Regions from separate parts of the Homo sapiens genome. Here region 1 is linked to region 2. A link is a contact called in ENCODE Hi-C or POLR2A ChIA-PET data. All regions are on one chromosome and are shown on one strand. Each heading gives the region's core, a stretch centred on a gene start or an enhancer-like site at or near the end of the contact. The rest is flanking DNA. Distances are from core to core; before and after follow the strand shown.

Region 1 (7,666 bases), core at 2,979-5,478, 1.0 Mb after region 2:
TGATATTATTCGCATTACAGAGGAGAGAAATTCTGACATATGTTACAACATGGATGAACCGTGAGGACATTATGCTGAGTGAAATAATCCAGTCACAAAAGGACAAATGCTGTCCAGACTTGGTGGCTTACATCTGTAATCCCAGCACTTTGGGAGGCCAAGGTAGACAGATCACCTGAGGTCAGGAGTTCAAGACCAGCCTGGCCAACATGATGAAACCCCATCTCTACTAAAAATACAAAAATTAGCCAGGCTTGGTGGTGTATGCCTATAATCCCAGTTACTTGGGAGGCTGAGGCACGAGAATTGCTTGAACCTGGGAGCCAGAGATTGCAGTGAGCTGAGATTGTGCCACTGCACTCAAGCCTGGAGGACAGAGCAAGACTCTGTCTCAAAAAGAAAAAAAAAAGGACAAATGCCGTATGATTTCACTTACGTGAGGTATCGGCAGTAGTCAAATTTATAGAACCAGAAAGTAGAATGGAGGTTGCCAGGGTTGGGGGAAGGGGAATGGGGAGTTAGTGTTTACTGGGGACAGAGTTTCCAATGAAGAGTCCTGGGGGCAGATGGTGGAGATGCTTGCACAGGATTATGGATGTATTTAATGCCATTAACAGCATGCTGAGAAATGGTTAAGATGATAAATTATATGTTAGGTATATGTTAACACAATGAAAAAAACAAAACACATGCATGGGCCAGGCACAGCGTCTCATGCCTATAATCACAGCACTCTGGGAGGCCAAGGCAGGCAGATCACTTGAGGTTAGGAGTTCAAGACCAGCCTGGTCAATATGATGAAACCCCGTCTCTACTAAAAATACAAAAATTAGACGGGTGTGGTGGCAGGCGCCTGTAATCCCAGCTACTTAGGAGGCTGAGGCACGAGAATCTCTTGAACTCAGGAGGTGGAGGCTGCAGTGAGTCCAGATCTCACCACTGCACTCCAGCCTGGGTGACAGAGTGGGGCTCTGTTTCAAAAAAAAAAGAAAAAAAAAGTATAAATGAACCTTCATGTACTTGTCCCAGGGAAAGGCCCTCCAATTCTCTCTTAAATCTTACTTTGGCTCTTTTGTAATAATCTTGCTTATTTACTTTTTTTTTTCCATGCATAAAGACCTAAGGCAACTTCTTGTATATGTTTCTTCTTTCCAATCCACAATAGATTTCAGGGAGGGGGAGGGAGGAGGGATGCTGAAAGATATACTGGCCAACATCTTTCAGTGTGACGGCATCACTGGGCTAGAAGGGACCAGAGGTGATGACCTGGACCAATCCACTCATTTACAAACCAGGAACCCAGAACTCGGGGAAGAGAAGGGATCTTCCCAAGCTTACCTGGTAAGCTAGTGGCCAACCTGAACCCAGAATCCCAAATCCTCCAAAATTCCTCTTAGGCTCTTACCTTTATGGAGTAGCGTGAGAAAGAGATAGAACGACTACAAAAAGCAGACAGGAAACCTGAAAAGGAACTGAAGTCTGGGGCCATTTAGTGTCACTGAAAAATAGTAGCCCCATGTAAAAGTCACACAGTATTTTAGAGTGGTACAAGCTGATATTCCCAACCGGAGCTCGGAATTTCACAGACAATGCTACATCATATTCCACTGTCTCTGCCTAAGCGGAAATTATTTCCACTTAGAGTGGTTAAAACAAAAGGTGGTAGACGCCTAAATTGCTGAGCTTCTGTCATCTAGATATAGTTTGTGAGCTATTTCAAAGCAGAGACGGAATGTTCGAGCATGGACTTCCTACGTATACCCTTCTTTATAAATTAAACACATGTATTGTTAAGCATGTGTTTTTATTTATACTGAGCTGAGTTAACCATAAATAAAAGTTCTAGTGTTTTTTCCTTGTCTTCAGTGTTAACTCCCTGCATGTACATCTACCCCGTTTGGAAGCCACCAGTGTAGAACATTCAATTGTGGGGAACAGAGTGTTGGCATGGGGTCAGGAAACCTGGATTCTACTATATCCTGTGCCACTCTATCTCACCCAGTTCTTACCTCCATTATGCAGACTAGGAATCTGAAATGCAGAGAGGTGGAATGGCTTGCCCAAGGTCACATTGAGAGTAGCCAGAGAGCAAAACGAGGACTTGGGTCCAGATGTAATACCAGAATTGTTTCTTCTGGGATCGGGCTACAGTGCTACAAGGCAGCATTCAGAAAGAACAGGAGATCTCAAAGGTGCCAAGGTAGAGGAAACACCCAACTCCTAGAATGTCTTGGCAAAAACACTGTAGTCTACAGCTTAGCTGGAGTGACAGACATCACACCAAATAAATAAACACGTAAGTTTTTACAGGAAGTGCTACAGAAGGGGAAATCACATGTATGCCCTGAGAGAGGAAGATGAGAGGAACATTGGAATCCAGAAGTCAGGGACTTAGACCTGTCTTCTTAGCTTGCTTTTTCAGACTTTACCAAATAATATATCAGCTATCGGGGGATGGAGGATGGTTTTTAGCACCCCACATTCCCTAATCGGTTAAAATTCTCCACTTAGTACAAACCAAGATGCCAGCTTCCCTCAGCTGTCTGTAAAGAGGCTAACAGCCAATTTGTGTTAGCAGGAAATCTGTTGCGAACGTATCCAATTCGCTGCCACTGTATGTATGTTTAATGTTTCCCGTTAGGAATCATCTTCTTACTGTTTTGTCGCCATCATTTCAAGCTCTCCTCCCCCCTCTTCATTTTATGAACATGGCACATCAATTAATATTCCCGCATTTTTTGTTATTGTTCTCAACCCATGTGAATAACGACCCCTCATTGTATTGCGCGTTAATTTCTACAGCCTGTCAGCCTGTATTGGAATGTTCTTTCTAGCAGGGTCCTGGGCCGGTCCTGGAGCTGCTCCTTAGTAGATGAGTAAAAATTGATTCCCTGGCCCCCTTGAATAATTCCTTGGCCCCCAAAATGGGCCCTTTCCTCAAGCTGTGGCCCCTCCCACAGAAGAGGGAAGAGACAGAAACAGAAAGAGAAGCTTCCTTTGACATTTGAGGTGTCTGGACTCCTCCAGGTAGCAAACTGGTTTTCATGGTGCACACAGAGGAGGGATGATATCGGAGCTCAAGTACAGTGCCCCAGCAACACGTACAGATCGTGTACTCACAGGGACACAGTTTCACATTGTGAAGCCGCATCAATAGGAAGGGAGGGAGGAAGGGAAGAAAGGGAAGGAGGAAAGGAGAAAGGGAACGAAAGAAGAAAGAAAAGAAGGAATGAAGGAAAGAAGGAGGGAGGGAGGGAGGAAGAGCAAAAAGCCTGCAGCATTTTGACAAACCAAAAAGGAAAGGGATGACTTCTGACGTTTACCTATTTTGAGGACTGAACCCAAAGGACTGAGGTGACACCAAATAGGACAAATGTTGGTTCCTAGAGCATGGTGACCTCATTGCATAGCTATCAAAGAGCACAACGTCTTCAGAGTCAGGCAGATCCAGATTGGAGTCACACCCCCTGCCCTGCTGCTTACCAGGCTGAAGGCTCCTGGTGGAACATCTCTGGCTGGTCTGGGTGAGACCCCATAGGCCACTTCCCCACCCACAGACTTTACTTCCACAGAGCTCACCCTACTCGTGACATATGGGGTTGATCAACTGTTAAGCCCAGTCTCTTCTCCTGGCCTGGAAGCTCCAGGCAGGGCACTGTATATAAGACTGATTATAGCTGAAATCCCAGAGCTTGGTGCAAGGCTACAGAGCTCAAGAAAGATTCTCCAGAGAGCAGAAGCCAAAATCAGACCAGGATAATGAGTGATGGGACAATCATGATGAATAGGGCGATGACACAAAGTGTAGCCACCTTTGATTGAGCATCTATTCTACACCCGGTGCCCTCGTAGGAACTTCGGGTTCACTGACTGCTGAACGCCACCAATAGTCCTTTGAAGTTGGGACTGATAACTCCATTTTATAGATGGGGGAAGGATGCTCAGAGTAGCAAGGTGGCTTTGCTACAACCGCATAGCTAACTAATAACATAGGCAAGACTGAAACCAGCTCTAAGGATCCCCTAAAACACTGTTCTCTCTTTTGCCCCCGCGTGTCTCAAAGGGGTCCTCCATGGACGAGGTGACCCAGAGATGCAGCCATGGAGGGTAGAGCAAGAAGTGCAGCCTCAGCACTTCACTGACCCAGTCAGCGGCCTCTGCAGGGCTGGCCCAGCCGCAGCTTCAGATCCACCCCGCCAGCCAATCAGCCCACGACAGGAAGCTCTTTCTGCAACTCATCTGCCCTTATCTCCTGGCAGAGCGGCTCTGTGAGGTCACGATCACCACACCTTATCAGAACATCTGCACCTACTGGGGACACAGCCCAACAGGCTCAAAACAGCAATTTCCTTTAGGTCTTCTCCTCAGAACTCCGCATCACAGGCACCACAAATTAAAATAAGAACCCCAAACTGAAACTTTAGGGAGGTCCTCCCTTGTAGGGCCTAGCCTGGAGCAGAGGCCATGGGAAACTATAGGTAGCAAGTACCTTGTCTTCCACCATCTGGTGAGCTCTTGGCTGTCCTGCAGAAGCCCAGCTCAAATGTCCTTCCCCCTAGATTTCCCAGTGTCTCCTCTGTCAGGCCTCTGAGCCCAAGCCAAGCCATCGCATCGCCTGTGACCTGCACGTATACGCCCAGATGGCCTGAAGTAACTAAAGAATCACAAAACAAGTGAATATGCCCTGCCCCACCTTAACTGATGACATTCCACCACAAAAGAAGTGTAAATGGCCGGTCCTTGCCTTAACTGATGACATTACCTTGTGAAAGTCCTTTTCCTGGCTCATCCTGGCTCAAAAAGCACCCCCACTGAGCACCTTGCAACCCCCACTCCTGCCCACTGAGCACCTTGCGACCCCCACTCCTACCCGCCAGAGAACAAACCCCCTTTGACTGTAATTTTCCTTTACCTACCCAAGTCCTATAAAACAGCCCCACCCTTATCTCCCTTCGCTGACTCTCTTTTCGGACTCAGCCCGCCTGCACCCAGGTGATTAAAAGCTTTATTGCTCACACAAAGCCTGTTTGGTGGTCTCTTCACAGGGACGTGCATGAAATTTGGTGCCGTGACTCGGATCGGGGGACCTCCCTTGGGAGATCAATCCCCTGTCCTCCTGCTCTTTGCTCCATGAGAAAGATCCACCTATGACCTCAGGTCCTCAGACCGACCAGCCCAAGAAACATCTCACCAATTTCAAATCCGGTAAGTGGCCTCTTTTTACTCTCTTCTCCAACCTCCCTCACTATCCCTCAACCTCTTTCTCCTTTCAATCTTGGCGCCACACTTCAATCTCTCCCTTCTCTTAATTTCAATTCCTTTCATTTTCTGGTAGAGACAAAAGAGACATATTTTATCCATGAACCCAAAACTCCGGCGCCGGTCACGGACTGGGAAGGCAGCCTTCCCTTGGTGTTTAATCATTGCAGGGATGCCTCTCTGATTATACACTCACGTTTCAAGGGTGTCAGACCACGCAGGGACGCCTGCCTTGGTCCTTCACCCTTAGCGGCAAGTCCCGCTTTCCTGGGGCAGGGGCAAGTACCCCTCAACCCCTTCTCCTTCACCCTTAGCGGCAAGTCCCGCTTTCCTAGGGGGCAAGAACCACCCAATCGCTTATTTCCACGCCCCAACCTCTTATCTCTGTGCCCCAATCCCTTATTTCCGTGCCCTGACCTCTTATTTCTGTGCCCCATCCCTTATTTCCACGCCCCAACCTCTTATCTCTGTGCCCCAACCCCTTTTCCCACTTTTCTGGAAGGTAAGAACCCCCGAACCCCTTCCCTCCATTTCTCTACTCTCTCTTTTCTCTAGGCTTGCTTCCTTCACTATGGGAACCTTCCACCCTCCATTCCTCCTTCTACTCCCTTGGCCTGTGTTCTCAAAAACTTAAAACCTCTTCAACTCACACCTGACCTAAAACCTAAATGCCTTATTTTCTTCTGCAATGCCGCTTGACCCCAATACAACTCGACAGTAGTTCCAAATAGCCAAAAAATGGCACTTTGAATTTTTCCATACTGCAAGATCTAAATAATTCTTCTAAAATAGGCAAACGGTCTGAGGTGCCTGATGTCCAGGCATTCTTTTACACATCAGTCCCTTCCTAGTCTCTGTGCCCAGTGCAATTCATCCCAAATCTTCCTTCTTTCCCTCCCGCCTGTCCCCTCAGTACCAACCCCAAGTGTCGCTGAGTCTTTCTAACCTTCCTTTTCTACAGACCCATCTGACCTCTCCCTTCCTCCCCAGGCTGCTCCTCGCCAGGCCGAGCTAGGTCCCAATTCTTCCTCAGCCTCTGCTCCTCCACCCTATAATCTTTTTATCACCTACCCTCCTCACACCTGGTCCGGCTTACAGTTTCGTTCCATGACTAGCCCTCCCCCTCCTGCCCAGCAATTTACTCTTAAAAAGGTGGCTGGAGCCAAAGGCATAGTCAAGGTTAATGCTCCTTTTTCTTTACCCCAAATCAGAAGCGTTTAGGCTCTTTTTCATCAAATATAAAAATCCAGCCCAGCTCATGGCTCGTTTGGCAGCAACCCTGAGACGCTTTACAGCCCTAGACCCTAAAAGGTCAAAAGGCCATCTTATTCTCAAAATACATTTTATTACCCAATCTGCTCTCAACATTAACTAAAACTCCAAAAATTAAATTCCAGCCCTCAAACCCCACAACAGGATTTAATTAACCTCGCCTTCAAGGTGTACAATAATAGAAAAAAGTTGCAATTCCTTGCCTCCACTATGAGACAAACCCCAGCCACATCTCCAGCACACAAGAACTTCCAAACACCTGAACCGCAGCGGCCAGGCGTTCCTCCAGAACCTCCTCCCACAGGAGCTTGCTACACGTGCCGGAAATCTGGCCACTGGGCCAAGGAATGCCCGCAGCCCAGGATTCCTCCTAAGCCGCGTCCCATCTGTGTGGGACCCCACTGAAAATCGGACTGTTCAACTCACCTGGCAGCCACTCCCAGAGCCCCTGGGACTCTGGCCCAAGGCTCTCTGACTCCTTCCCAGATCTTCTCGGCTTAGCGGCTGAAGACTGACGCTGCCCGATCGCCTCGGAAGCCCCCTAGACCATCACGGATGCCGAGCTTCGGGTAACTCTCACAGTGGAAGGTAAGCCCGTCCCCTTCTTAATCAATACGGAGGCTTCTCACTCCACATTACCTTCTTTTCAAGGGCCTGTTTCCCTTGCCTCCATAACTGTTGTGGGTATTGACGGCCAGGCTTCTAAACCTCTTAAAACTCCCCAACTCTGGTGCCAACTTAGACAATACTCTTTTAAGCACTCCTTTTTAGTTATCCCCACCTGCCCAGTTCCCTTATTAGGCTGAGACACTTTAACTAAATTATCTGCTTCCCTGACTATTCCCAGACTACAGCTATATCTCATTGCCACCCTTCTTCCTAATCCAAAGCCTCATTTGCTTCCTCCTCTTGTATCCCCCCACCTTAACCCACAAGTATAAGATACCTCTACTCCCTCCTTGGCGACCGATCATGCACCCCTTACCATCTCATTAAAACCTAATCACTCTTACCCCACTCAATGCCAATATCCCATCCCGCAGCATGCTTTAAAAAGATTAAAGCCTGTTATCACTTGCCTGCTACAGCATGGCCTTTTAAAGCCTATAAACTCTCCTTACAATTCCCCCATTTT
Region 2 (6,752 bases), core at 303-2,802:
CTCCATCGTCCCGACTGCATGCTTTTGATTGTTTCATAATAAAAGTGGCCGGCTAAATTATGACTACTTGTGATTTATTTGCCATGTCATTTAGACTTTTCATATGTATAAATTTGCCATTTGAAAAGAAAGAGAAAATTCACTGCTATTCCCCAAGGCCTCGTTTTTGGGGAGCTCCTCTAACATCATGAACAGAGGCTTTGTGACTTCTAAAGTGATTAGCTCCTATCCGGAGGTTTTGGAACATATCTGTGCTCAGAAGCAGTCTGCCGGGGTGAAATTCTATCTGGAATAGTGTCCTAACCCCATCGGAGAGAGACTCTGAATTTTTAAAACGCCTGTTAAGGACCCCTGGGTATGAGCCCCGCACAAACATGTCTGCGGCACCCACAGCTGTGCCTCAATGAAGGCCCAATTTCTCCATTGCACAGATGAAATTGCAAAGGCCCAGCAATGTTAGCCAAATTCCCCAAGCTTAATGCCAGAGCCTGCTTCCACTCCAGGACAAAGTGGTTTCAAAGTCCATACTTGCCCCACCCTGGTGGCCTGCCCTGGGGAAGGTCACTGCCAAGAAGGCTCCTGGGCCGTCTTGCAGCTGCTGCCTCTTCTTTTAATTACGAAAGAAATGCATCATCATGAAAAATCAACAATACACAAGATATAAAGTTAAAAGGCAAAGTCCCCCCTCATCCTCTCTCTCAGCCCCTCAAGTATATTAGAAGATCTTTTTAGGGTTGAATTTTCACTCTGCAGGAGGGTGTTCTGTATACAAAGAATACGACCCTTTCTTCCTCTTTAATTTGCTTATAGCTGGTACATTTCAAAAAAAAATAAAAAGTGACCCATGCCTTTGATGTTTTTTTTTTCCCCTTATTTTTGTCAACATATTGTGGAGAATGCTGAGTTCTTTGAATTGTTTTTCCCTCTGACAGCAAATCACCAAGATGTACTTTTCCAGAGCCTAACATCCTTGAATTCACAAAAGTTCCAGTCTGGAGTCATAATGTGGAACGTAAGCAGTTCTAGTCAGTTCTGATCTTGGCAACATGAATTCTCCCCTTTCCCCGGGGAGACTCAGAAACCTGCATTTTCACAAGATTTCCCAAGTGACATGTGTGCACAACAGGGTTTGAGAAACCCTGTGCTGGACTCAGCTGCTTCAGAGAGAAGACACAGAACAATTGCCAAGCTATCAAAAAAAGCTCAGACTGACAGCAGAGAACTCAATAGAAATGCCCCATCCGACTGTTGAAACTCAGGCCCAAACTACTGCAAGAGAGTGGAGAACTGTTTCTCCTCTGAAAAGGCCCGATTTCGACTAAATGAAAGCAAAACTGTAGGGACCATTTCCCACCTAGTAGCTTGAAGCCCTACCCGGTCACCAAATTGGCCTAGCTGGTCCTACCTGCATTTGGTAAGAGCCGGGGATTGGGACGAGGCAGAGAGCAAGACCAAGCTGGTTTCCTCTCCGGTTTCCTCCGGGGTGGCTGGGTCCCAGGTCCTGCCCCCGCCTCGCCCTGTGCAAGCTCGGTGCAGTGCAGCCCCTCCGGCTCTCGCCCCACAATGCCGTGCGCAGGCTGGCAGCAGTTCAGCTGAGGACTAAACGCTTGGCTCAAGTTCAACACGGCTGCCAAGATTTGGCAACCAGAGAGTTGCAGGGAAGCAGCAGGCTGCTAAACCCTTTCACATTTTTAATTAGATCCACACACCCATGTCTTTGAGCTATCATAAATATACAGATGACATAGAGAGTATTATTCGGGGTTAAAAAAAAAAAAAAGGAAGCAAACTCTACTAAGGTACAGCTTACCTTATTGAAATAATTTCCCTATCACTAGTTTGAGGGCTGAGGAGGAAAAAGAGAAGGTAGTGATATTTGCTTAAGTAGAACCACATCTGACAAGGGAATCTACCCAGGATCTGGAAAACACAGGTCTCGGCTGCCTTGCTATCTTCCTGGGCTTCGAGAATATCACCAGAAGAGGGCATTCTTGGCGCCGGCTCAGCCCTGTGCAGCCCGGAGCTGGCAGGCAGCAGTGCTGGAGGAGTCATCCCTCAGGCCACTCCCACCTCCCGTTCTTGGGGATAGCTTTAATATCGCCACGGAGCAGAGAGGTTCTCTCCTTCGCCCTAAATGCAGCAACTTTTATACTCCATGTTGCCTTACTATTCTTCTCGTTTTATTTCCTTCTCTGGATTGTTTTTGGGTATCTTCCCCTGGAAAACAATTGCAGATGCTTCTAAATTTTTCTAAGTCCTGTGCCGCAACATGCTCAGCTTCTTCCCCTCAGAACCAGCCTTTCCCCTTGCACTCAGCCCCTGGGCGATTCTCCCTCCGGGGAGGAAAGAAGATTCAACTCTTGATTCAAATGCTCCGGATTTCACTCTGGTTTCGCTGTGTGGCTTTGGACATAGGATTTAAAGCCTTCACGTTGGTTCCCTCATCTGAAAGATCCCAAAGCAATTCTGGCCTCACAGAGTGGCTCTGGGGTTTAAATCCTATGTACAAGGCTCGTAACACAGTCAGCACCCAACACTGAATATTCGATAGAACATGTGCCTTGTAGACAGTCAGCTAACAAACAACTCCACCAAAACAACAGTGCTAGTCCTTAGTCTTCTTCTTCCCTGAACTGCTTCTCCTCTTGTTTGTGACAAAGGCCACCCATGTTTCTCAGACAACTAACCCTAGTCTGATCAACTTGCCGTAAGATGAGAGTGAGCCCATGCATTGGTGTGCATGCCCTTAATTTAAAAGACATGTTAAAAAGGAAATGAAACACTTGAAATGCAGGAAAGAAGTGCCTCTGGTTGTCCCATCTGAGAGCACAAAGTTTATAAATAGAACCATCACAAGCATCAAACACGAGCTGTGCTAAGGCATCAAACACACATACATACACACACACGCACACACATGTTTGTGTCCTTGGCTTATGGTGAACAATTTGTACACCTTTCAGTGGCCCCCGCAGAAAACCAGAGCTTGTAGTGGACACTTGGCAGCATTTGGTCTTTTCCTCATCCTTCCTTCATTTATTTTTTCTTCACATATGACTTGAAAATAGAGCATGTTTTACTGTGGCAAAATTCCCTCTATACTTGACCTGCAAACAGGACAGTCAGGCTAACTGGGATGACCTGGTCCAATGAAGTGGGCTGGAGACAATTCTACGCCCAATAGGCACCTTTCAGCAGATGGAAAGGGTGAGGACAAACAGGTTGGTGGGCCTCAGCACCTCATCTTTTCCTGTAGTCTCTCTTGCTCCCCAACACCTCACTATCTCCCCCAATCCCCAGGTACAGGGGATTTCCTTTCACTAGAAGAAGAAAGGATACAAGCTTCTTATGCACGTGTGCACACACGCACACCCATTCATGCTCACAGACACTGAAACAAGACCCTTACACCAGGACTGTTCCACTTGGAATACAGAGAGCAGTAATGGCTCCCACAGCCATGAAGACCCAGGCTGAGTCCCACTTGCCTCTATGGTCCTGATCAGGCTCTGACAGGGAGCACACTGCTGCTCATGATTAGTTATTTATACATGAGGAAGCAGCAAATTTCTATGAGAGTAAAGTAAGATATGATCCACATCATGCTTTCCTGGAGCAAAAAGGGTCAAGCTGAAGCCGGTCTCATTCTCTGAGCTATCGTGGGCTGCACCTACACGTCCTTCCCACAGACGCATTGAAGGAAACGGGCCCTGTGACACCCTGACCCTTTCTGCACTTTATGTAGGGTGAAGGAGGTAGGCTGGGAATTAATACATGCACTTCATGTATTTAAGGGCCATTCCCTAATAGTACTCTGAGACTTCCTGGGAAATATTATTAACTCAGGACTGACATGTATTAGTCTGCTTGAGCTGCTATAACAAAATACCACAGACTGGGTGACTTAAATCCCAGAAATGTATTTTCTCAGTGTTCTGGAGGCTGACAAGTCCAAGATCATTTCTGGCTGGCCTGGTTTCTGCTGAGGGCTCACCTCTTGTCTTGTAGACAGCCACATGGCCCTCCCTTGGTGTGTGTGCCTGGGGAAATAGCATTCTGGTGTCTCTTATAAAGACACTCATTCTATCATATCAGGACTCTACTTTTATGACCTCAGTAAGTCTTACTTCCTTCGAGCCCCCATTTCCAAATATGGCCATACTGGGGTTTAGAGCCTCAGGATATATATTTGGAGGGATAGAAATTTTCAATCCATAATAAAAGCATTTTCGTACTTTTGTGCATTTTGTACTTTTGGAAGGAGATGGAGTCAGATGGAAATTCTGCTCACTCCGCCACCCACTAGCTGTGTGGCCTTGTATAAATCTATTAACCACTCTGAGTCTTATTTTCCACTTTTGAAAAACAGGGGTTAAAAATGCTTTCCCTAGAGTGTGATTGTGAGTAATAGGTTAGAGTAATATATACACAGTTCCCGGCCAAGGGAGGCACTCAAAAAATGCAACAGCCATAGTGGTAGTTGATACCATTATTTATTATTTGATGTTATTATTTGTTAAAACCACCCAGAGAGTGTTGCCTGAAACACTGGCTTAGAGCTTTGCATCCCAAATGTTCTCTATACTGCCGTTTGCATCTGTTTATCACCAATGCTGACATGAGTCAATGAAGCTCATAAGGAGTGTGACCGTCTGTAATAATATCTTCCATGGGGTCCAGAGGAAACAAACATGCGCACTTCCAGAGAACTGTGTATAAATATTCATATCACTTTACGTTTAGGGCATTTTGCACTAGTTGTTGATACCATTATGCATTTAGCATGGTCATGACAATCAGGTTTGAAACTCTTGGTTAAAGCGAAAGTCTTGCAAGAAAACATAAATGTGGCTGCATTACACTTGGGGAGACTAAACTTGAGGGAGCCAAAGATTGGAATTATGCAGTTTCAAAGGCCATACCCTGAGCTTCACAATCCTGCCTGAGTCAGCAATTGCAACAATAATGCTGTATAACAAATCATCCCAGCTCAGATGCTTGAAAGACTAAGTATTTCTTCTCACGCTCATTGGTTTCTAGGTTTACTGTGGTTCTGTTGAGCTAGACTTGTCTCAGCTGATCAGCTCTGCTGCAGACTGCATGTCTCCTGAGCATGGTTTTAAGCTATAGATTGGGTTCTCATCCACTCAATGTGTATTTGTTCTGGGATCCCAGCTTAAGGGGTGACAGCTACCTCAGACATGTTATAGCCTAAATGCAGAGAAGAGCAAGCACATCTAAGGTCTCTGATTGCATCATGTCCACAGGCACTCCAGTGGTTAGGTGAAGCCACATGGCCAAGCCCAACCTCAGGAAGTAGGGAAGGAAATTCTGCACGGTAGTATTGGGGAAGAGGGGAATGAGTTTTAGCTGACAAATAATCCAAACTATTGAGTACCCTGCAAACAACAGCATACAGAAAACTAGAATAGCAGCAACCACCATACCTTCTTTATCAGCAGAATGCTAATTCCCTTTAAGGCATCTCTAATGGTTGACAGCCAGCAGCCATTCTGACTGGTCAAGTGTCAGTTTTGCTTGGTAGTGCCCTAAACTTAATAGCTTTAAAATAGCTTGACTATCACCCTGGATTGTCAGTATCTACAACGATACCAGCAAACACCAACTTCCTAGGGCCTGCGATATCAGCACCAATGAATTCCACTCAGAACCCCCAAAATTCTAAAGACAGGGTCCTAGCACTGCTGAAATTGTGATGTGGATACAGGTTTCAGAGTGAAGGAGCTAGGAGTTTAATAATATCTCTGATGCTTCCCAAAAATGTGGCCCTGGGCAACGACATGATCTCCTGAATCTCAGGTCTTTAGTGGGGTTGCTTGTGGTGCTGCCGTGAACAGTAAACTACTGGATGCGTGGAAATCAGCCAACACAGGGCCTATAATTTACAGTGTGCACCCACTAAATGATTACTCTCTTCTTGCTTTACTATTAGCTTGAATCTTATGGAACTGTCAGAAATAATCAAGAGTTGGCAATTCCATACAGTTCAACCTAACAGGTAATAAAACCCTTATGGGCAAATGTAATATTTTGTATAACTCTATTCCTTGCAATCCTGGTTCATTCCTCATCTGTGGAAATGAAAGCCAAGGATGGGAAATGCCCAATGAAGATATGGCCAAATGTTGAATGTTGTAGCAGAACGGACACCCCCTGTGTTAGTATCACTCCAGTGATGAAGATGGAATGGTGGGGTTGTAAAGAGGTATAGACAGATAGAGTATAGATAAGTGAATCTACTGTTTATCTGCTTTCCTACCACCAAGGTAGGACGTGTCAAGTAAGAGCAATGGTATAAGGAAGGGTGGGTGTTCTGCAGAAGTTCAAGGGGCTGGGAGGCCACAGGAGAAAATCTGTGCCCATTTTATGGTGTGCAGAGAAGATCGTGTAATTTGAAATTAAGCAGATATGGGGGTTTTAATGTCAGCTCTTCCAAAAACATGCATAAAATCTTGGGCAAGTCACTAATTTCTCTGAACTTTTCACCTATGAAAATGACATAGTTCTCACAGGAACGTTGCAGGCCTCATAGCGATGGTCTAGCTATCAATATCTAACAGAGAGCTTGTTTTCTGGCAGGGGGTGGGAGGGCTCAGCCATCTTGGTGACACATCACTATCCCATTTTTTTTTCTCCAGGCTGGTCTTGAAGTTGGGGCAAAATGAATGCCGAGCAACAAAATTCTAGGGTGTCTAGGTCTTCTTAGTGCAGACTTTAAAACTGTACCAAAG

Evidence for each region. A loop is a pair of places that touch in the nucleus more often than their neighbours do. ChIA-PET counts read pairs that join two places held with the same protein, here RNA polymerase II (POLR2A). Pooled maps may share reads with other maps.
Region 1: a loop to region 2 is called in a map of CD4-positive, alpha-beta memory T cell, with 3 times the contacts of the local background. The contact joins the enhancer-like site here to the promoter of LINC01550 in region 2. A Hi-C loop is called at or near these places in 1 of 168 maps with a recorded cell type or tissue (CD4-positive, alpha-beta memory T cell) and 6 of 50 pooled maps. POLR2A ChIA-PET finds 5 or more read pairs at or near these places in 2 of 52 experiments (CD4-positive, alpha-beta T cell and CD4-positive, alpha-beta memory T cell).

What each region holds. Positions count from the first base shown.
Region 1 is chr14:98,980,628-98,988,293 of GRCh38, forward strand. No RefSeq gene overlaps it. Among named protein-coding and RNA genes, the nearest start is that of LINC02914, 270 kb to the left of the region's middle. RefSeq lists an enhancer at 4,276-4,894. Within about 2 kb of position 4,229, at least 4 of the 41 ENCODE cell types and tissues checked have a DNase peak (open chromatin) inside an H3K27ac peak, as active enhancers do; they include CD4-positive, alpha-beta T cell, where a contact is called at or near this core.
Region 2 is chr14:97,976,572-97,983,323 of GRCh38, forward strand. LINC01550 (long intergenic non-protein coding RNA 1550) reads right to left here and starts at 1,553. Exons shown (of 3, transcript NR_015430.2): 1 at 1,406-1,553. RefSeq lists an enhancer at 1,553-2,052.